3 separate regions of the Mus musculus genome follow, and regions 1 and 2 are each linked to region 3. Evidence: chromatin loops called from intact Hi-C (ENCODE). Cell type or tissue: heart. All regions are shown on one strand. Each heading gives the region's core, and the rest is flanking DNA. Links, peaks and the distances in the headings are about the cores only.

The links. A loop is a pair of places that touch in the nucleus more often than their neighbours do. Peaks named below come from ENCODE experiments on the same cell type or tissue, not always from the same donor. Only the 100,000 strongest peaks of a DNase experiment are listed, where the experiment ranks them.
Region 1: it touches region 3 in a loop (2.1-fold over the local background); 2 of 42 quality-filtered maps call a loop at or near these places.
Region 2: a loop joins it to region 3, with 3 times the contacts of the local background. A loop is called at or near these places in 11 of 42 quality-filtered maps.

What each region holds. Positions count from the first base shown.
Region 1 is chr2:61,292,675-61,299,753 of GRCm38, forward strand. No RefSeq gene overlaps it. Among named protein-coding and RNA genes, the nearest start is that of Gm26422, 16 kb to the left of the region's middle. In heart, for the core only: no CTCF peak of the experiment used is centred there; DNase peaks (open chromatin) are centred at 2,737 and 3,077; H3K27ac peaks cover 899 bases.
Region 2 is chr2:60,875,601-60,882,679 of GRCm38, forward strand. It overlaps Rbms1 (RNA binding motif, single stranded interacting protein 1), which reads right to left and starts at 5,838. Exons shown (of 14, transcript NM_001141931.1): 1 at 5,518-5,838. The coding sequence starts at 5,586. In heart, for the core only: a CTCF peak has its summit at 5,513; a DNase peak (open chromatin) is centred at 5,851; H3K4me3 peaks cover 2,849 bases; H3K27ac peaks cover 2,863 bases.
Region 3 is chr2:60,798,047-60,805,125 of GRCm38, forward strand. The region is part of intron 2 of Rbms1 (RNA binding motif, single stranded interacting protein 1); the gene reads right to left. Among named protein-coding and RNA genes, the nearest start is that of Rbms1, 80 kb to the right of the region's middle. In heart, for the core only: a CTCF peak has its summit at 4,385 (motif pointing right); no DNase peak of the experiment used is centred there; H3K4me3 peaks cover 634 bases; H3K27ac peaks cover 493 bases.

The sequences.
Region 1 (7,079 bases), core at 1,161-6,160, 490 kb after region 3:
AAAAGGTAATTTCAGAGGTGGCGACAAGTGACAGAGTGTGGTTTTGGAAGAAGTGACCAGAGAGTGATGGAGAAGGCAGACATTGGGGAGTTGGGTGGAATCAGGAGCAAAGAAGTTGCATGAGGTGGGCATTCAGTTAATACAGAAGATGAAGGGTATTACAGTACACAGTAGAAGACTGGGAAGGTCAAATGATCCAAATCTCATTTTGTTTGTTATCAAAGTAGGGGAAGCCTAGGTGAAGCAAAGAGAGTGACATAGATGACACACCACCAAGTTTACCTCCTAACCTTAATGGACTAGTATGGTGTGCCTGTGCACATATGTGGGTGGGTGTAATGCTGATCAGAAAGGGCCATAGGATAAGGTGTCTCCTAAGGACAGAGGAAGGTTTTAAAGAAGGCAGAAGAGTTAGTGGGCATGGAGAAAAATCTTACTGATCATGAATAATGATGACCCCCAGAGAGCAGGGTGAAGGATCTCAGATGGAGAGGCTGGAATGGGGTTGAAACAGCACTGGATCAGAGCCATAGCCTTGTGTAGACAAATCTGCAGAAACAGAAAGAAAATGTGTGTGTGCATGGGATAGAGATAAGAATGGAAACTGACTAAAAATGTATAAGAGAAAACCTTTGGACCTGATAGAGATGCTGTGCTAAAATTAATTGTGGTGCTGTAGTTACAGCTATGTGAGAATGTCACAACAGTTGATCTGTAGATTGACGATGAGTGAATTTATTGTGTGAAAGCTATATCTAAGGAAAACTATTTTAAGTTCTTAAAGAACCATCCACATTTGAAGGTTTAAACAGATAAGTCACCTTCAAAGAAGGTGTCAGAATAGCAGACAAGCATGAGACACTGTTCAAGATCATTAGTACTTAAAGCGAAAATCAGAGGCACATGGTGTCATCCTAGATGCTGAACAGAAAAGTGGACAATGTCAAATGCTGGGGAGGAGGAGACTTCAATACTCTGCTGCTAGAAAAAAAAAAAAACTAAGCAAAATCAAAACCAACTTCAAACCTAACCTCTAAGGCTCATTGTCTCCATGGCTACATATGTATCCAGGAGAAATGAAAGCACATCCCCAAAGCATGCAGAAATGTCACAGCAACTTTTTGTTAACACTCTTTATTGTAAATAATCTGAATGTTTTTAAGTAGTAAATAGATTAAAAAAAAATCATTGTGTTTCATAAAATACCAGACAATGGAGTGGAGGTAAAGAGAGAGAGGGTCACAGAGACAGACAAAGAGACAGAGACAGTGGATATATCCGTCATGAATGAATCATATAATTCTGTTGCTTAAAAAAAAATCTATACCCTAAATCAATAAGTAGTAAGGGAAAAAATGCTGACACCATTGCATATACTAGCAAGATTTTGCTAAAAGGACCCAGATATGGCTGTCTCTTGTGAGACTATGCCAGGCCTAGCAAACACAGAAGTGGATGCTCACAGTCAGCTATTGGATGGATCACAGGGCCCCAATGGAGGAGCTAGAGAAAGTACCCAAGGAGCTAAAGGGGTCTGCAACCCTATAGGTGGAACAACATTATGAACTAACCAGTACCCCGGAGCTCTTGACTCTAGCTGCATATGTATCAAAAGATGGCATAGTCGGCCATCACTGCAAAGAGAGGCCCATTGGACTTGCAAACTTTATATGCCCCAGTACAGGGCCAAAAAGTAGGAGTGGGTGGGTAGGGGAGTGGGGGGGGGACTTTTGGGATAGCATTGGAAATGTAAATGAGGAAAATACCTAATAAAATATTTTTTAAAAAGTAGTAAGGGAAAACAAATAAGATAATTTTATTTATATGAAGGCAGTTCATTGTCTAGCTGGGGACTGGGGTGAGTTAGGAGGTAAGCGGAGAAACTGTGAAAGCTACAAGAAGTCTTCTGAGAGAGGTAGACATGCTTGTTAATTTTAATTTGGTGATAGTTCATAGGTGACCTAATACCTTCAAACTCATCAAATTGTGCATCTTAGTATACAGTTTTCTTTGGAATATCTACACTATATATAAACTACGTGTGTGTGTGTGTGTGTGTGTGTGTGTGTGTGTGTGTGTGTGTGTGTAATATTTCTTTTTATGTCTCCTGGTGTAACCATTTATTTTTCAGCAGCTAGCAGCAAGTCACAAGAGAAAGCCAAGGCTCCCATTATATAATGTCCCCTGACAAGTGTCAGAGCATCTTAAAAGCGGCCACTGACTCCTTCCCTCTCATTACCCTATCTTCAGGCAGGATGCAGCTTTGCATCCTAATCTGAGACCTAATTGAAGCCATTTTAAGTTAAAGGGGGTTGTGGGGTAATGAGGTAAACCTAAAACACAACAGCCTATGAAAGGATACAAACGCAGGGATACAGACGCAGCCACTCTGAGATTTCTCAGTATTCTTGTTTGGTTTTTATGGTCTCAAATCAGCTGTCTTTCACAGGCCAGAAGAAAGGCTCCAATACAGCTTCAAATTCCCTTTATTAGAGCCTCACAGCCAAAGGGAACTAATTCTCCACGAAACCACAGTTTACAGGAAAAAGAAGAAAAGGCCCTATCTCACATCCAGGGCTTGCAATCAAAAGGTGGAGTCTGGAGGACTGGTTCCTGCCGTGCAGACAGGGGGACAGGAGTGAGGAGAGGTGAGCAAAATGGAGACATGTTAGCCAGAAAGTTTCCATCACATCCAGGATCCTAAACTCTGGCAATATGCAGACACTGTGTTTGTTTGTTTAGTTGTATTCTGTTTTGACTGGCTGTGGCACCAGGCCTGCATTCCTTTCCCAGAACTGCCTTATCCAGAAGATAACTGGTAACAGTCCCCAGGAGACCCTCCCTCGGCCTATCTAGAAGGCATTTCCTATTTGCTCTTTCTCAACCATAAAACAGAAAAGTAAGGTAATATTCACTTTTTACCACTCACTAAAATAGCAGCTGTAATTTCTTTTTTATCTTCTTGCCCCATTTATCTTTCAAATCCATTTCTCATCCCCTCTCTAGCTGCAGCCAAGGATGTTTATATCTAAAATGACTCAGGAAGGAAGTAGGGTTTGGCAGACACTCGCCTGCTTTTATATGCCTTGGGAACAGGCTCCTCACCCACTGAGAATAAGGTCAGTTTAATCCACTCCCGTGGGTAAAGTTAGTCAGCAAGGACTTGTTGAATCACCCTGTCCGAGTTGCCCAATAACAGCAAAAATGAAGCAACTTTGTATTGTATTAAGAACAACTGTTGAGTTAGGAATGGGGTACTATTTACGGTGATATCAAATAACAAAAGATGCTTCATTTTACGAATGTCAAAACGTTTACATTTCAAGTCCTCTTTGGCTCTGATGGAAGTTGAAAGTTGTTGTTTAGTAGGGTTATTTTTCTTATTGTGTTTCTCTCTGCCATCAGAAACACAAAACTAAACTATCATCTTTTCATATTTTATTTAAAAAAATGTCTATTTGCTTTCAGAATCCATTATGAAAATAAAAGTCATTTCTACCCTTGTCTAAACCACTGCTCTCAAAAGTACGTTCTTTGTTAGTTAGTTTTCAATATTTCCAAATTCACTTCAAAGAGCCTGGTTAATATTTAAAAGACTTTTCCCGAAGTCTTCCACCTCAGGCATAATTTTTATCTTCCCATGAGCATCCCTGCTGTAGGCCAATTGGGAATTCTAGTAGAAGAATTTAAGCTTCTTGTGGTCCAAATCTACCAATAATTCCCAGACACATCTTTTTCACTGGCTCTCTTAACTGTGCTTTTTCCTCTCTCTCTCCCTCCCTCTCTGTCCCCTCTCTCTCCTACCCTGTCCCCACCCCCAGTATAACTATATAATTTCTAAGCCATCACTGTGAAGTGCATTATACCATTTGTCTTTTAAACCTTTAAGGCTTATCACAGACCTAGTGTCATCCGTGAGGCAGACGGAAAGCTATTCAGCTTCTCCATTTGGAGGGAGGATGGAGACAGCGAAAGCCCAATGGCTTTTCACCAGTCATATGGCAGGACGACCCTGAAAGACTGAGAAGAAAACTAGCCAACTGCCTAACTCCATTCTCTCCACTCTATGGCTCAACCCACCAGAGCTCACTGTCCATAATTCTCTCAGCTAGTTCACAGGAGTTACGCAAGCCGACCTTTCTATTTTCAAATTATAGACATAAACTGCTAGTCCCTAACTGTTGATTTTAGACATTAACTTCTTCTTATGCTAAGCGGAGATTTCACCCCAGCAACCCATTTTCTCCACACAATGCATTTTCAATCACATTTTGTGATTCTGAAATCAACACTTCTAAATAGTCTACCTTCCACGTGTTTACCTTGGTTTTGTTGTTGTTTTTGTTGATGTTTTGTTTTCAAATGACCTGTCTTATCAGCCACTCCTTTTCCCGATGGACGTACACCCCCGCGCCCACTCCCCAAGTCCTTTGGCTGAGCTGTCTGCTTCCTGTACCGCAGTGCTTTCTAGATCCCTGCATCTCTCTGTCGCTCCTTTCAGTCCTTCTTTTAAGTGGAAACATCTCAGCTTCTCAAGGAAGAGATAAGAGAAATACAGGTTCTGGTTCCAGCATGTCAGGAAACGTCCTTTCCTGTTCTCACATTTGATTAATCGCTGGGCTGGATGTTCCATTCCAAGGTTAAGATCACAATCGCCCAGATTTCTTTTTTTTTAAAAGCCATTGCTCCATCACTGGCCCAAAGCCAGTGGTGGTGAAAAGTCTCGTTTGAATTTGTCCCACAAATCTGTATTGATTGCTTACAAAGGACCAGGCTCTGCTCAGAATACAACAGGTCATAATGACACAGAAGCCCCACCTACAGAGAGCTTCCTTTCCTGTTCTGAAAATGAAGTAGAAAATCAATGAGAAACCAACACAAAAGGTGTGTGTGGCTGTGCACACCTTTAACCCCAGTGTTCAGGAAGCAGAGGCAGGTGCAACTCTGTGAGGTGGAGGTTAGCCTAGTCTACATAGGAAACTCCACACCACCCAGGCCTACACAGGAAGACTTTGCCAAGGAAAAGGCCACATAAATAAAAGACCACAAAGTAGGAGGAGAGTAGAGACACTTCTTTGCGACAGTGGCTGGGACAGGCTGTACTATGGAGGTACCACTGAGTTGAAACCTAAACAATAGCAGAGGGACCTAGGAGACAGTTGAGAGCAGAGGAAACACTAAGTTTGAGGATTTCCAGAGGCAGAACCAGCTTAGGTGTTTCAGGTAGAGATGCTTGAGGAACTGAGAGACTGTGACACAGAAAGGTGAGTTCACAGAGGAGGTTTGGTCCTGCTCAACCCATAATGATTCTCATAAAATATGGAGGTCACTTCTCATTCATTCTCCTCCTCCCACTCTCCTTCCCTTCCCCTACTCCATCCCCTCTCCCCCTCTCCTTTCCCCTTCCCCCCCCCCTCTCTCTCTCTCTCTCTCTCTCTCCTCAGTGGTATGTGTGTGCACAGGTGTGCATGGACTTCCTGCATCGCCCCAGGCAGATTCTCAGTGAACCTGAAGTTCAGGTTCAGCTAGACTAGATATCAAGCAAGCTCTATGGATCCTCCTCTCTCCACCTCCCCAGCCCTGGGACTGCAGTTCTACACCAGCTTTCCTTTGTGCTGAGCTCAGATCCTTGGGCTTATGTGACCAATACTTCACTGACTGAGCCACCCGACATAGACTCTTCAACTGTATTTTATCTGAAGGTGTATCTGAAGAGAATAGAGAATAATGTTGATATATGTAATGTCTGTTGCATGCAGCCACATCATTTTCTGCAACTTTCTATCACCTTTTCACTTAAGAGAATATGTATGTGCTTATTCTAGTTTGATGGATTTTTTAAAAAATATATCAGTAAGATTAGAGATCTCTTTTTGCTGCACAACACGTTGGTCCTGTCATATAAATTAAGACCATTAGAAATCCTTCTATTACACTTCTTCCATTATAAAACCAAAAATTTCAGGACATTTCAAGGTGTCGTGGATAATTGCTAGTCTTATAGAATTTTTAAATTGATGACATTCATTAATGAGCTTCTCATAAACGGCTTCATTATGGCAGCTCATGATGAGTTTTTATCTTTCCAGCATCAATATTTCATATAAAACAGTAAGAAATTAAATTTCTCTTTGTGTTTATTTCCTCATTAATTGGATTATCAAATTATCCAAAAGCATGTTTATTGTTTAACAGTTTTTATTTTCATTGTATTTGCTTGTAGAAATGTGTGCACGGCATGGCACATATGTGGAAGTCAAATGGTAGCTTGGGGAGTGTGCAGTTCTTCTGCCGTGTAGGTACTAGGGATCTAATTGAGATGGTCAATCTTTTACATATTGAATTGTCTCATTTGTCCCAAATTCATTATTTCTAGCTTAAAATTTTCTCTTAATAAATTATTGTTCTTGGACATCCAAAAAAATAGTTCCTGTTGCTTTTTACCTCAGAGTAGAGCTTTGTTATTATTTATATTTCAGTTTCTTCTAAATTTTTATAGAAATTTTCTTGGTTTCTAAGGAAAATTTACACACACACACACACACACACACACACACACATACACACACACAGAGTGTTGTTGGCATTGGAAGAATTGTTGAAGGCCATTGTGGCCTCTGAGACATTCTGATCTATTTGGATGGATAAATAGTGTGACTTCATACACAAGAACTCTTTGTAAATGCTTGTATTCCCACAGTGCATTCCTAACTGTATAAACTTTGTTATCAAATATATTTCTGACAGGAGAGAATTCCCTTTTGATCTGCCATGATATGAAACAAATTATCTGCTTACTGTTTGTAAATTTGGAGACAGGAAGTATTTTCCATGAACTAGCTTGTTTATCCTTTCATCATAGAATACTTCCATACTACTGTGTAACTTCTGTCTCTGTACTTTGGGCCATGACAGTTGGTATGATGAGTAGTCCCTCTACTATCTACGAACATAACTATGTATAAACATGAGTGTGTATTATGTTAACATAACAAATCCAAATTAAATACATCTTCAACTTAACTTTCCGGTAAACACATCCTACAATACTCATAACCATTCAAAAGGTGTGAAGAAGG
Region 2 (7,079 bases), core at 1,333-6,332, 78 kb after region 3:
TCTAACCTCAGAAAACACCTTTCTCCTTGTCTACCATGTATTTTAAACTCCAGAAAGCATTAGAACGGAGCGAGCCAAGCACTCCTTACAGAGTTGAAAACAAACACCCACCAAAACACCTACAGACTCCCAAGGACAAAAGGGAAGAAAAAAATGTTTCCATTTCTGAGTAAGGTAAAGATGACATCTTTGAAAAATCAAACATACAAACCCCACAGAGGATAAACTCCAGGAAAGCAGTCCAGGCACACTAATGATCAAATCTGTCAGTTTTCAAGCAATTTAAACACTTCTTTTGTGTGATCCGTGCTTTTTTTTTTTTTTACTTTCTGCTTTCAAATACCTGCATAAAATAAAGACTAGAGGTCGAGGGCTTGGTTCTCCAGAGAGAAGGTAAATGGCACCAGCTCTTAACACACAAACAAGCACTTAAAGGCAGAGATCCATGGCTCTGCTTACTAATATTCTTTTAAACCTGGTTGAGAACTTCATTTCCAACCCCAAGCCCTTATACCCTCCTCTGAGGCTGCCCACAGCCTAAACACAGTCCCTTCTTCCGAGGCTGTAAACAGGGCCCACTCTTTAGAGACTGGGTTGAGTTCTCCTAAGATCTCACAGAGCCTCCCGGGACCGCTTGCTGCTACCTGCTCTGTGGGGACATTAATAATAGTAACACCTTAGAAGGATGAACAACAACCGCCTTGTGAGTGTGCACAATTATCTTTACTCAGCACAACCCCCGGCTCAGGGATGTGAGGAGGCCTGGAAAAGGTAGACTGGAGCCAAGTGACATGGAGAGCAGGAAGAAGGAACACTGACCAAAATGGCTGAAGGAGGTAAAGGGTGAGATCTGCATTTCCATCAGCCTTAAGGGATGTGCTAAGAGGCAAATTTCTAAGTGGGGTAAAGAAAACAAGAATAGTTGTTTTATAATCATGTTTTATAACTAGTTTTTAAAAAGTGAATTGGGTTCCCTAAGATAGAATTGCTTGATTTAGCAAATAAAAACACACAGCACAACATATTTGAGACACTTGTACCTTTAAAAAGAGGGTTATCTGAGATTCTGAGTTTACTCAATGTTCAATAGGCTAGCTGTTAACCCTGGAGCAAAGGCGTTTATGGAACAAACAAACACCAATAAATTACAGTGCCTCAATTCCCCAAGCTAAACCAGGCCACGGGATACACTCCATGTCTTCCAGAGTCACCTAGGAAAAGAAGCAGCCAGGAGGCTCAGCTGCTCTTGACAGAGTCTTCCTTTTTCTCTCTAGTAGTAGACCCAGCCCTGGACCTCAAAGACCTGGCTTTCACTCACAGGCCATCTCATTTCACTGCCCATTTCATTCCCAGTCTCTTTTCCATCTTATACTGATACGGTGGGGGGTGGGGTGGGGATTAAACACAACAAAAAAGAAAGGATATGCCCTAAGTACTGACTGCTCACTGAGAACATTACAAACATCCCCAGAGACCCTCCCACAAAGAAAACAGGCCAAGAATGCAATAATTTTAACAGTCTCTGGGGTGTGCTCTTGACAGCTGTCTGTCTGTCTGTGTCAAGAAGGAAGGAGAAAACAAAATCCAGAAATGTATTCAAAACCTAGTGTGAACTATGGGAAATCTAGTGAGATGCCAAAAGGCGTACCTAGCAGAAACAGTGCCCATCCTCCATGGGAGTGTAGACTTCACAAAAGCCTATGGGTAGGCATCTGAAACCCACCGCTTTTGATTAAAAAAAAAAAACTACCAAATCACAAACGCACAGAGTAGAATATAAAAAAAGAGATGGAACTTTATTTACACAAACCAATTTTGTACTTGCTACTTCCTCCAAGCAAGCCTCCAATCTCTGCCTAAACATTTGCCTTTGTGGGGGGAAAAAAAAGGTTGGGATTGGCTTGGGCACTATTAATTTAAAACATCGTCCACCCAACTTTAATCTACACACTTTACAAAACAGGATCCACTAAACACAAGTGGCTGTGAGCAGAAACGGCTTGGCGAGGAGTGATCAACAGCTTTCTATGTCATCTTCTAAACAAGGCCAAACAGTGAATCACTGGAATTCCTCACGTGCAGCTACACCCAGTTAATCTTCAAGAAAGCAGCAAATTGTGTAAATCTACTTAAACTGGGGTGGCAAGTACCTCGCTCGCCAAGAGTGAGCAAGATTTGCTAAGCTCGCCTATGAGAAGGCAAGCCCATCAGTTGAGGAGAGGCAGACCCACCGAAATTCTGATCACTGGTTCACCTACTTCCAACACCCTGTGACAGACCACTAGGGCAACATTCTCAGCCAAAATGGCTCTGGCTACGTGTCACGATCTGCAAAACTCATACTACGTGACATCACTGAGTCAACTAAAGCAAGGAAGAAGTGCCATGAAAGAAATAAGGAAACATGAAAAAAGTGTAAAATAATGATAATAATGATAGTAAGATTTTTAAAAGACAAGAAACAGAACCTGAAATCAAACTGGAAATAGCCACTTTCAGTCTGTAAAGACTTTTAAAGTATGAGGCACTTCCTGTTCCTTTTAAGCCACAATGAAATATTTTCACAATTACCAACGTCGTGATTAATGGTTTCATTTCCGTTGGGGGACGCTGGTTTCACAGAGTCAGACTGTATCTACTTAAGGAATATCATATTTGCAAGTCACAACCCACAGTGAGAAGATGTGCTCATTTCTTCAGAAACTTAAAACTAATAACCTTTATCTAGCACTGACTAGCAAGGAGTCACTGGAGTATTCAGACTCACCTCACTGGCCTGAGCTGAGCAGGTGTATGTATGTGCCCACAGGCTTGTGATGCAGGAAAATCCTGTTTATCCAAGGTGCCCTGGTTACAGCCCTTGGGGAGAGAAGGATGAGCAAGGCCCACCTCTGCTTCCACAGAAACTGGGTGACTCCTCCATATGTAAAGTGCAAAAGGGACTAACAATCGCTCACCGGAGCAAAATGCTGACATCAATGTTCCCACCAAATACCACCAACTCATCCTTCAGATCAAACTCTGAACATCCTTCTTCACCTTCTCTCTCCCAACCTACACTCACATACATACGGGGTGGGTGGAGAACTAGGGAGTCAGAGGTACCGGCACGGAGGATTTCTACATGGGTGTTTCCTGGGATGTTCATGGCAGAAAAGGCCATTGGAGTATGAGGTCCCAAAGGCCTGGTGGCCAGGATTCAAGTCCTGCCTCTGCACGCTGGGTGGTATGGACTCTGGGCAAGTTATTTAATCCATGCTTTAATGTTCACTGTAAAGTAGAGACTAATATTACCTACCACACAGGGCCGCTGCCAATGTGATGAAATCAGTTAATCCACAGAAACATTCCAAATGCCAGCCAGCAGGTAGTAAGGTGCTCGGTGATCGTTAGCTACCACGATTCTGTGTGTGTCTATACTAAGAGTGATTCTGACTTGTAGGCGTTCCAAAGGTGATTTAAGTATCCCTCACACTCCTTTTTATTCCTCAAGGAAGTTATCTGAAATCAGCCCCTAACAGCTGATTGTGTATTTCTAGATGAAAATCAAACTGCATTATATGCCTGAAAATTGCCAATTCTGTCGGCAAACTGAAGAAAGCATTTATGAACTGAAAGGCGCAAAGCTTTGCATCACAGCATCTTATAAGAAGTATTAATTAGATTTCCCATTCAGGCTAAGCCAGGATGAGATCATGAAGTCACTCACGGTAACCAGGTCCCTGCGCTCCAAGTGTGCTTTTTCAGTGAATGGCAAAATACTAACAAAAGAAACCTTTGACTCAAATACCACTGGTACCCAGGGTCTTGTGTCTGTATAATGCCTACACATTCATTTCTTTCTTTGCCTATAGAAAAAAGAAAGTCTGTTTGTTTTTCTGATTCAGTCAGCCCTTTTAGTCTTTGAGTCTAAGGAGAGGCTTGTGAAAAGAGCATCTTATCAGCATGCTCCAGCCAGCAGGCTGTGCCCCCCTCCACAACCAAACCTCCAGCCTCTCTCAGCAAAAGGCCTCACCCTCTGAGCCTTTTCCCATTTCAGAGCTAACACCCTGCTGGGTTTTGACAACAAATAAATGAATACACAAGGCCCTAACATAATTAGCCATCTTTTCAGGTAGAGAGAGGTGGGTGGGGGGAGGAGGGCTTGGGAGAATACTTTAGTGTAAATTGGCCTCACTTCTGAAGTTGACGCTGGCACACAGCATCTGAGGGCACTTATTTTAAATAAAGCCACATGAAGTGAGTTTTCGAGATACCCGTCCGTGAATCCTGACCTTGTGCATATCTATCTCAGCCAAGTCGTCAGTAAAGATTTTAAACTTGTAACCCAAAGATTGGACTTCTTAATCCAGGAGAAAGGCTGTGGCTTGGACATCGTGGGCACTGAAACCCAGGGACATTTATTTACTTCTTTTAAAGGGGAATTTTAACAAACAAAAGAGGCAAAGAAAGTAAAATAGAAAATAGTACTTTGTGACCCCGAGGAAGCATTTCAGATGGGCTGATGCTGGACAGCCGGAACAATAATCCTGCAAACCGCCACAAAGAACTCAGCAGGCTCCAGTGCCACACATCTGGATCTTAATGGAACCACAGTTTACGTGGAAGGGTGCATTTTGCTGCTATCATTACTGGGATAACTTAATTGATCTGTCTCTGTGGCTGAGGGTGTAGACTAGAGATTTATTACGAAGGGAAAAGATCTGCAATGCTGCCTTTTCTTTTTCAACAAGCATTCTGTCACTGACCTCTAAACGAGTTTAACCTTTTCTGAGCAGACCTGCACATTTTTAACATAATTTAGAGCTAGGGTTTTTGTTGTTGTTATTGCTGCTGCTGAGAGGCTGTGGGGTTTTTATCACAACATGGCTTCAGTAACCTTCTTTCAAAAACAAAGATGTTAAAAACAAAAGACCGAAACTAAAACCTGCCAGTTCCACTCCTTTTCCAGGCAGGGGATTCGGATGTAACCTTTCAAGTGCCTTTGGAGTTCAATCTGTTAGAAAATGTATGAAACAAAATTAGAATAGGAAAAGGCGTGTGTATGACTCAGGCTTATCCCAGTATCTCTATCACAGGATTTCCCTGTGTTTCTGAAAACCTTGAGAAAGTGACAGAAGTTCCTGTTTTTCTTTTCTTTTTTGTCTTTTTTTTTTTTTTTTTAAAATAAGAAGGGTGGCGCGCGCGAACACACACACACACACACACACACACACACACACACACACACACGTCTTCCGGGTTCCCCATGAATCAGACAGGTTTCTTGGAGGTCCCCTAGTGCAATGCAAAGCACTGCCCCGACGTATCCCCAGTTCCTCTGTACACAAAGGTCTCCAGGAAACCCCCAAACTTGTTGCGGGCCGCCGGAGCCCTTGGCCGCGCGCCTGCCCGTCCCACCTCTCCGCCAGTCCCCGTCCCGGTCCCCCCGGGCATCTCTCCGCCCGCCGCCTCCTTCCGAAACCGGGTCACCGCCCCGCGCGCTCGGCGCAGGCCTGGGGAGCGCGGCAGCCTCACCTGCTTGCGGTAGGGCGTCCTGCAGCCGCCGGCAGCGCCGGGGTGGCCGCTGCCGCTGGGGAAGATCATCTCGGGCGCGGGGAGCTGAGGCAACCGGGGCCGCGGCGCTCCGGGAACTCCCTCTCTCGCCTGTCCGGGCAGGCGGAGGGAGGATGCGGCCGGGGACTGGCTCGCGGCTCCCGCCCTAAAAGTGCGGCGCGACGCGCGCGGCCGGCGACTCTCGAGCAGCTCCGGGGGCCGCCGCCCTGCGTGCCATGGACCGGAGTTCGCGCGCGGTGCCGGCGGCAGCGGACGAGCAGCGCCGCCGCGTCCCCACCTCCCGCCGCCTCAACCACCGCCCCGAGAGCGCGCCGGCCGGGGGCGGGGAAGCAGCCGCGCACCGCCTAGTGCCGCGCCCAGCCCTCCCGCGCCTCCCGCCCGCCCGGCCGCCCGGCCGCGCCCGCTCCCCCGGCCTCGGCCCCCGCGCTCGGCCTCCCGGGCTGGGGCGGCAACCCGGGCTGCGCGGCGCCCCCATCCCGCGCAATGGTTGGCTCTGGCGCCCCGCATGCCTCACATTCCTGGGAGCAGCCACCCCAGGCCCTTGGGCCAGGCGTCGCCGTGGCTTCGCACCCCACTTGGCTGCCCCTTTTAAGGGCATCGCTTCGGGAACCGCTGGAACACCTGGATAGGAAGCCAATGGCCCGCCTTTTCTTTCATCTTTCACAGCAGCCCCTGGTCCCGAAAAGGCGCGGATAATTACTCTCACTTCCCTGTCCAGATCTACCTCCCAGGACACTTCTCAGCCCCCCAGTTATAAGCATGCTACATTTTTGTAGAGCAAACGGGTGGGTTTTTTTTGTTTTGTTTTGTTTTGTTTTTGTGTTTTCCTTTCCAGTCCCTCACCCAAATACACCCGGGAAAGTTTTCAATTTCATTCTTGTGCCACAGAGGAAGAGTTTTCCTTCAAGACAACATTATCAAAAAAGCAATGAAAACCTTATAAGCCATCCAAAGGGGAGACCTGTCCTTCCTGGAAAAGACAGAAGATACAGGAATTCAACCTAGTTATTAAAAAGACGGCAAGAAAGGGACAAAGACAGGAGTAATTTCCTTTGTTCTCAAGTGGAAAAAAAAATAAAAACTGCTTCTCTTGCCGCTCCTTTTGCAGTCACCTCTCTGGATGTAGCTAGCAGGCTTTGAACACATGTTGATGTGGAGGCCTCAGAAGAGGGTGGTCAAGCAAGCCATTTCTGGATAGGGTTACCAGGGCTGGTTGCCATCTTTAAATTGGCGACGGGGTCCCTGACAAGTATTCCTGAATTCTGGGATTACAGCCACAGTACACATACATAGGTCTTCCCTGGCTTCTAACATCTTCCTGGAAAGGCCCATCTGCTACAACAATGAAAAATCCCAGCTTGTCTTAACAAGAGAAGGAACTCAAACTCTGGCTGTCACAGAGATGCTATGAACGTCAACTTTCTAGCCAAAGTGTAGCCATTCAGAGACTTTTCTGAAAACAAAGTTGAAAATTATACTTCCCAGAAATCCTGCTGGTGACTTAGTCAGCTGCTTCCAAAGTC
Region 3 (7,079 bases), core at 1,360-6,359:
GATAACATTATGTCTGTGGCCAACTACAAAGCCAATACAAGGCCACCGATCTATTAAAGTTCTATGACCCACACAGCTCTTTATGAAACACAGACAGCATTATTCTATTCATCCCGGCTCGGAAAAGCGAGCTGTGTGGTTGCAGGCTGAGTGGCAGGTGTATATGTATTCTGCTTACCAAATTTAATGGCAAAAGATAGGGGTTTTCTCCTTTTGCCAAAGACTTCTATATTTATAAATATTACTAATATCACTTCTCGGCTGGAGAGATGGCTTAGTGGTTAAGAGCACTGACTGCTCTTCCACAGGTCCTGAGTTCAATTCGAAGCAACCACATGGTGGCTCACAACCATCTGAAATGGGATCTGATGTCCTCTTCTGGTGTGTCTAAAGACAGCAACAGTGTACTTATATACATGACACAAATAAATAAATCTTTAAAAAAAATTCTCGAGCCGGGTATGGTGGCGCACGCCTTTAATCCCAGCACTGGGGAGGCAGAGGCAGGCGGATTTCTGAGTTCGAGGCCAGCCTGGTCTACAAAGTGAGTCCCAGGACAGCCAGGGCTATACAGAGAAACCCTGTCTCGAAAAAAAAGAAAAAAAAAAAAAAGAAAAAAATTCTCAAAACAAATGGAAAATTAAAAAATTAAATCTAACTCAGCAATAACTGTTCAGGTGGCAAGTGTGAGCATGTGTGTGTGTATGAGATGGGCTGTGGAGACTACGGGACAGCCAACTGGGACTCGTCACTAGTTATATGATTGTGTTCATGAGAAATGGCGTTAAATCCCTTAAGGTGTCACAGAAACTGGGGAGAGGGAAAAATGCACAATGTTCTGATTTAGTGCGCTCCTGCTACAGATTAAATATCATTTACAAACGCAGACAGAATAGCCCCACCTCCCCTCAGTGCAAACCCTGAGGAAAAGCGCTACAACCCGTACTTGATTTCCAAACACTCAGGGCACTCTGAAATCTAGTATTTACAATTTTAAAATCAGGGAAAACTTTGGAGGACTGTGCAGGCGATCCTTCCTGAATCCGGGGCCAAAATTTCCTCACATCTGCATACAAAGTTCTACAATTCCATTTTCCCTGGTGCTTAATTTATACGTTTTAAGACATGTTCTTTTCTGCCTTTCTCATGATTACCTTTTGAGGATTAAAAAAAGTGAGTCTTCTAGCTGAGGAGGGAGCTGGGTGGCTGAGCACTTGTCAAGTGTGTCACAAGTACACTGAGGTCCCGAGGAAGAAGAGAACCTCAAGTGTCTTAAGTGTGTTAGGCAATCAAAGAGTTCTCCACTACATTTTATGCCGCTCTGAACATTCGGTACTTATGCTTGTATGTGAAAGCAGCTGACATACATTTGTCCGAAAGAACCAAATGGCGCGAGCCACCTCTCTTGTCCATTTAAGTCCCCTCCTTCCACTCTGTATAATCACGTAGTCAAGTGAGTTCTAACTAGGCATGAAAAGTAAGGATAATGTAAGGTTCAAATGATAATTACATCCAAGAGACAGCAGCGCAAACACCTTCAATTCCCCAAAGAAACCCTGAGCACTCCTAACGACATCACTACGGATCGCTGGGTTTACAGAAACAGATGTAAAGGAAGCACAGAAGCTAAAAACAAAGAAAGCCAGACATAACGATGGCCCTTCGGCAGTCGATCCTTTTCCAAGGTCATGGGCTTCCCTATTCCCAGCATTCACCCCCATGGGCAGTCGTCAACGGAAGCATTTCTTAGATTCTGTCGCACACTTCCAAAAGCAGGAAGGGCTTGTATGACCCCAGCTTTGAGTAAGGGCACAGTCACTGAAGGGATGATACTATGCCTGAGGTCTCTAAGAACCCACTGTTCTTTGTCAACTAGAGAATAGGATGTTCAGGAGGTCAGGGGTTGGCACTGTGTCCTCCGCTGCTGCTCTGAACACTTTGTGATGGCAAAGGTGTAGGGAAGTGGAGAGGTGACATGCTGGCCACACCACATCCCTGAGCTCTTCCTTCTCTGCCGCCTGTGACATTGACGCTCACCCTCGCACCTATGCTATCTGTGTTTCTCCTCACTGTGGGAGATGGTATCCACAGAGGCGCTTCCCATTCCATTCCCGTGGTCTGTTCAGGGGTGCCTGGTCCATTCTTCGTCTTTACTCCTTCCTTTAATTTAATAGTTGACCCCTGACCATCTTTATTTAGATACTTATCCAGAGATGTGGCTGTAACTAATGCTATTTCTCTTTCCTATCTTTTGAGAATACACACCAAGGATATCAAGTATTGGTTAGAAATTGTCTCGTGCCCACCACTGTCTAAAAAGCATCCCAAACACATGTTCCATCTCCTTCTTGTATCTTTATTCAATAGCACTTTACTCTCCTGTTCCTGCCAAGCTCAGGTTACCAGGGACTGTGTCAACTCTGAAGGCAGACGGTAACCCTGCTGAGTTTTGTCTCTGATGCTTCCAAAATTCCCTATACTGTCTAGACTTATTTAAACAGCACTAAAAAGTCCCCCAGCCTCCACGCCACTGGTCCTTCTAAGAGGACCCATCTGCTGCATCAATCTCCCTCACGCACCCTGTTAGACATGTCCTGGCCACCTGCCCATTACCTCAGCTTACCCACCTTGATCCCAGAGGACCTGTGCAAATCTTTCTTTCCCAGAAGCCAGCCCTAATTGTCTCACTGATTCACCGAGGAAATAATAAAGGGGGTTACAGTTGCCAAAGTCCCTGCTTATGCTCTTCAAGCCATGTCACGAGAAACAGTAAGGTTATGCGTGACGTGTTATATATGTTGTGTTTTATTTAGTTTCAAAATTGATTCCTACCCCCATTTTTTGTGAAGGGTAAAAAACAGTCAAGATCATGGTTTAAGCCTACGAGTTTGCCTAAATTTCCAAAGTTCACAAAAAATGTCTTTAAGTTTTCACTGCAACCTGTCTATGAAGTGATTGTGAGAAGCAGTTTGTCCTTCGTAAGCTCAGCTATGACAGGAGTTGGCAGGATCAGACAGTCTCCTCCATCTCAGTACTGACTCTCGTCCCCCCCTCCCCCCCTGACTCTCGTTCCCCCCCTCCCCCCAAGGCTGAGTGAGCAGTGTTTACTTTTCAAATGAAACAAACACACAGTTCGAGACTGACAAAGAGCAAAGGAACAGAGAAGGCATTTCTGAAATTTGCCAGTTTTACTTTCCATTGGTGGCTTCCATCAGCTCACGAGCTAAGACCGAAAGACTGATTTCTCAGAAAGTTACGGAGGGTTTTCACTGTCTGCGGAGTTACGGTCTGCTGGCTCCTGCACACGGTGAGGTGATTATCTGGAGCCACTGAGGGGTGTTAACCGGTTTCGCTTTCATTAAACATCTCCATGTTGTCCACTCAGAAGCTACGCTCAGAGCACAGTGCCACATGCTCACCATTGCCCTGACAGCTTTCCTTGCAATAAGACTTAATAACTGGGGTGGTGAGGGTGACGGGGGTGGGGTATGTTACAGGTAATTAGAACCTAATCTAAATCTACTGTCAATCACCAGAGGCCACAAGATTAACAGATGTTTGGGTACAAATCCATAGAGGAATAAACACTTTAAGCTACCTTTGTTCCCATTTGCAATTTAAAAAAAATTATTAAGGAAGAGAGATGTACACGGTACTGGATAAATGCACACTCTGAGAACACCATGCGGGACACACCCAGGAATGTAGTGTGTAAGGTGTAGGGCTGTGGCGAAGCCAGTGTGTCTACACTGACTCTTCAGGTTTTATCCAACTTCAAAGTAACCAGGCTCAGACCACAGCCCTCACTCTCCCTGGTTATAATACTCTTGCTAAGAGAAGCTAATCCACTCCAGAGGAAGGCTGGCAGGAAAAGGATAAAGCGTAATTAAGAGACGTGACTACAGAATAATTAGAATTTCAAAGGGAGAGGATCACAAGTCAGATTTCACATTTGGGCCCTCGCGCTCCTGCGGACGTGGCTGAAGAACTGCTCCGCGGGTACTGAAGCTTCTCCGGTTTGCAATATAGCTTTACTTCTCTCTCCACCATCCCTGCTTATGAATAAAACCAAACACACTTTAGTTTTAATTAAAGAAGTATCTGCTGTCCCCGGAGCTTCTCCTTTCAAAATCGTCCCCCACCCCTTTCCTTTGGATTTTGCTTAATCACCAAAGCTACAGACTGCTAGGATCAGAGCACAGGTGACAAAATTCAAATCACCTAAAGCCCCAGGTCTATGTGGCAGTCATCGCCTTACAGGATGTGAGCACTCTGTATGTGCAAAGGTGAGCATACTCTTGTCCCCTTCCTTCCCTACTATCCTTCCCCTCGTCCCAGTTAGGAGCTTAGGAAATGGGAGTCTACACCAGCCACCACCAACAGATGGCGACCATGGTTGAAATGTTACCTTAACACTTGGCATTTCCAAGGTTTAAATACTGGCAGTGCTCGTACTAGACTTGGAATACACTAGGACATTCTTAAAGCACCACTTATTGCTTATTTATTACTATAAATAGGCAATGGGCATATTCAAAAAACAATGTGTTCATAATGCTAACAGAAAAAGATGCATCTGAAACAGCCAACTATTGCTCATGAATACAGGAGGATGGCTCATGTTCAAACTCAGGAGTGCCCATTAAGAACAAGATGTAAGTGGTGACAGACAGCAAGATGGACAGACAGCATGAAATGAGGATAAACTAAGGGAAAAAACATTAGAAGCTGATGACTTAGTGAGATCAAAGGCATACGTCATATTAATAAGCTCTTATTTTTTGTGCACAGACTGCTGAGTGATTGTCTCATAATTTAATCCTCACGGCAACCTCTGATTAGGTGGTTTTTTGATTCTACTTTGTACACGTGAAACTCAGGAGCAGAGTGAGTCTACTCGGGGTTACACAGCTAGCAAGCTGAAAACACACAGGGCAGGAAGTTTGCTTTGGAGTTGAAAGGCCACGCATGTTGACAATTACAGAAACTTGGGTCATCGAGCACGGAGAGGTTCAAAGCAATTCCACTTTGAGTTTGCATGCTTTAGATGGAGAAAGGGCAGACTGCCACTGCTCACGTCTCTAGGATGGGTGCTGATGACATTCAGAGAGAGGTCACATGGTCTACCTTGAGATCAGATGCCCAATAATATATGTCGGTGAGAGGAAGTACAACTGGCCTTTAAAGTCTCAAAGGAATCATTCATGGATCTATTTCATGGGAACTAAAATACGGGGACTATCTGTCAGTCCCCGCTTGTTGTTATTTTGGAATTGTGAGGGGAAAATAGAAAAAGCTCTAATACACAAACACAAATGTATGTTCCTCCTGCATGCGTTATATGCTACATCTATTGTGATAAACTCACACCCCTACCCGCCCCCACACAACCATAACCTCACCCCTACCCCGACAGGCACACAGGTGACTCCGAGGACAGGGTTTTCTAGCTACTCTTTCTCTTGCTTTATTTTGTCAAGGGCTCCTCAGGAAAAGGGATTTCCTAATCTATGCTTTAGCTTACTGAACGGTGTGGTTGGACAGAGGAAGGGAAGGGAAGCAGAAGTGGCGTCCCATTTAACAGAAAGGTTTGGTAATGAACAAGGCCTAACAAGTAACACAGGAGGAGTGATTTACCCATGTTCTTTCTGAATCCCCACTACCATGAAGAAGTCAACTGGTAACATTTTCTCTATTTAATAAAAGAAAGAATAAGGATCCAAAAATGAGATACAAGATATGAAAAATTTAAACTAGGCAATCAAGTTCAAACAGATTTCCTAGGGCTTTATGTTTCATGCTGACAGTTTTCATGGTTTCCAGAAAACTGGTCTAGGACATGAAAATATTAAGCACATATAAGGGCATTTCAGTTTCCATTTCATTTGTTTGAGCCAAGCTCAGATAACCGCCCCATCTGCTTGTGCCGTTTGGCTGCAAGGGGTGGCACTCACACAGCACAGTGCCGTACCCAGCTAGACAAGAAGCCAGAGTTTCCGGAAGGCAAGGGAACCAACCTCAGGACCTGAAGGTCAGATACAACTGAAGCCCTGGTGCGGAAGGCCAGCATCATGATCACAGGAAAAGACAAGCGTAGCACGAAGGAAGAGATCAAATCAGGAACGCAACTCACCAATATTCATAGCATGCCCCCGTGTGACCTTCACCACACAAGACCTATGAAAAATGTATAAGATGCCAGATCTACTATGAAGGGAGCAATCCTTTGAGGGATAGGAGGAATTTCCGTATAAACTCACCTTAGTACTAAATAAAAATCCTGTGTGCAGAATCCTGAACAAAGAAGGCATAAATACAGAGTGAGTGTCAAGTGGAACAAGGCAGCCTTTGGGGAGCACAGAAACCCAAGCAGGCTACGAAGAGCCACGACCAGCAGATGTTTTCATGCAAACCTATGTGAGAACGACAGAAATCAAGAGTGGGAAGGGCCTGGAGTCGCCTGCCTTCCAGAGAAAGGGAACACTCTTGGCTGGCGATTTTGTCAAAACAACTGTAGAATGAAACGGCAAAAAGCAAGATTTTTATTAGCAGGATTCATGAAAAAGTTGATGCCTAGGATTAGCAAGGAGAGATATGCCTTTTAATTTAACTTTGCTGTAAGCTTAAAAATTAGTATGGATGACTGATGAGCCGGGCTTTCCAGAGGCCAGCAGAGATTTAAGACAAATGGCTTCTCTGAAGGAGCCTTAAATGCTCAATTAAACTTCTGAGAGAAGCAGTCCCAGGTGTCTGTTATGGAGAGCCAGCAGCTTGCTCGGGAATGCAGAAGACAGAGAAAGGAGACCTTCAAGTTCACGTTTCTGAACTAGGGAGGTCAATGACTTTAGCCGAGTCTGCAGGCTGGGATATGTAGCAGAACCCAGCTCCTTGTCACATGTTCTCTCTCAGGGGCAGCTAGCCCAGCTGTCTTGCAGCAGGTGAGCTGATGGGACAATATCACGGAGGCTCTGGTACAAAGCGCCATGCTGCTTCTTCAAAAGGTTAATCCACCCTTCAAACTCAAATAAAATCGGCAATTCCCTTCGAGATTCTAGAAATGATAAACCTTCTCACTAACC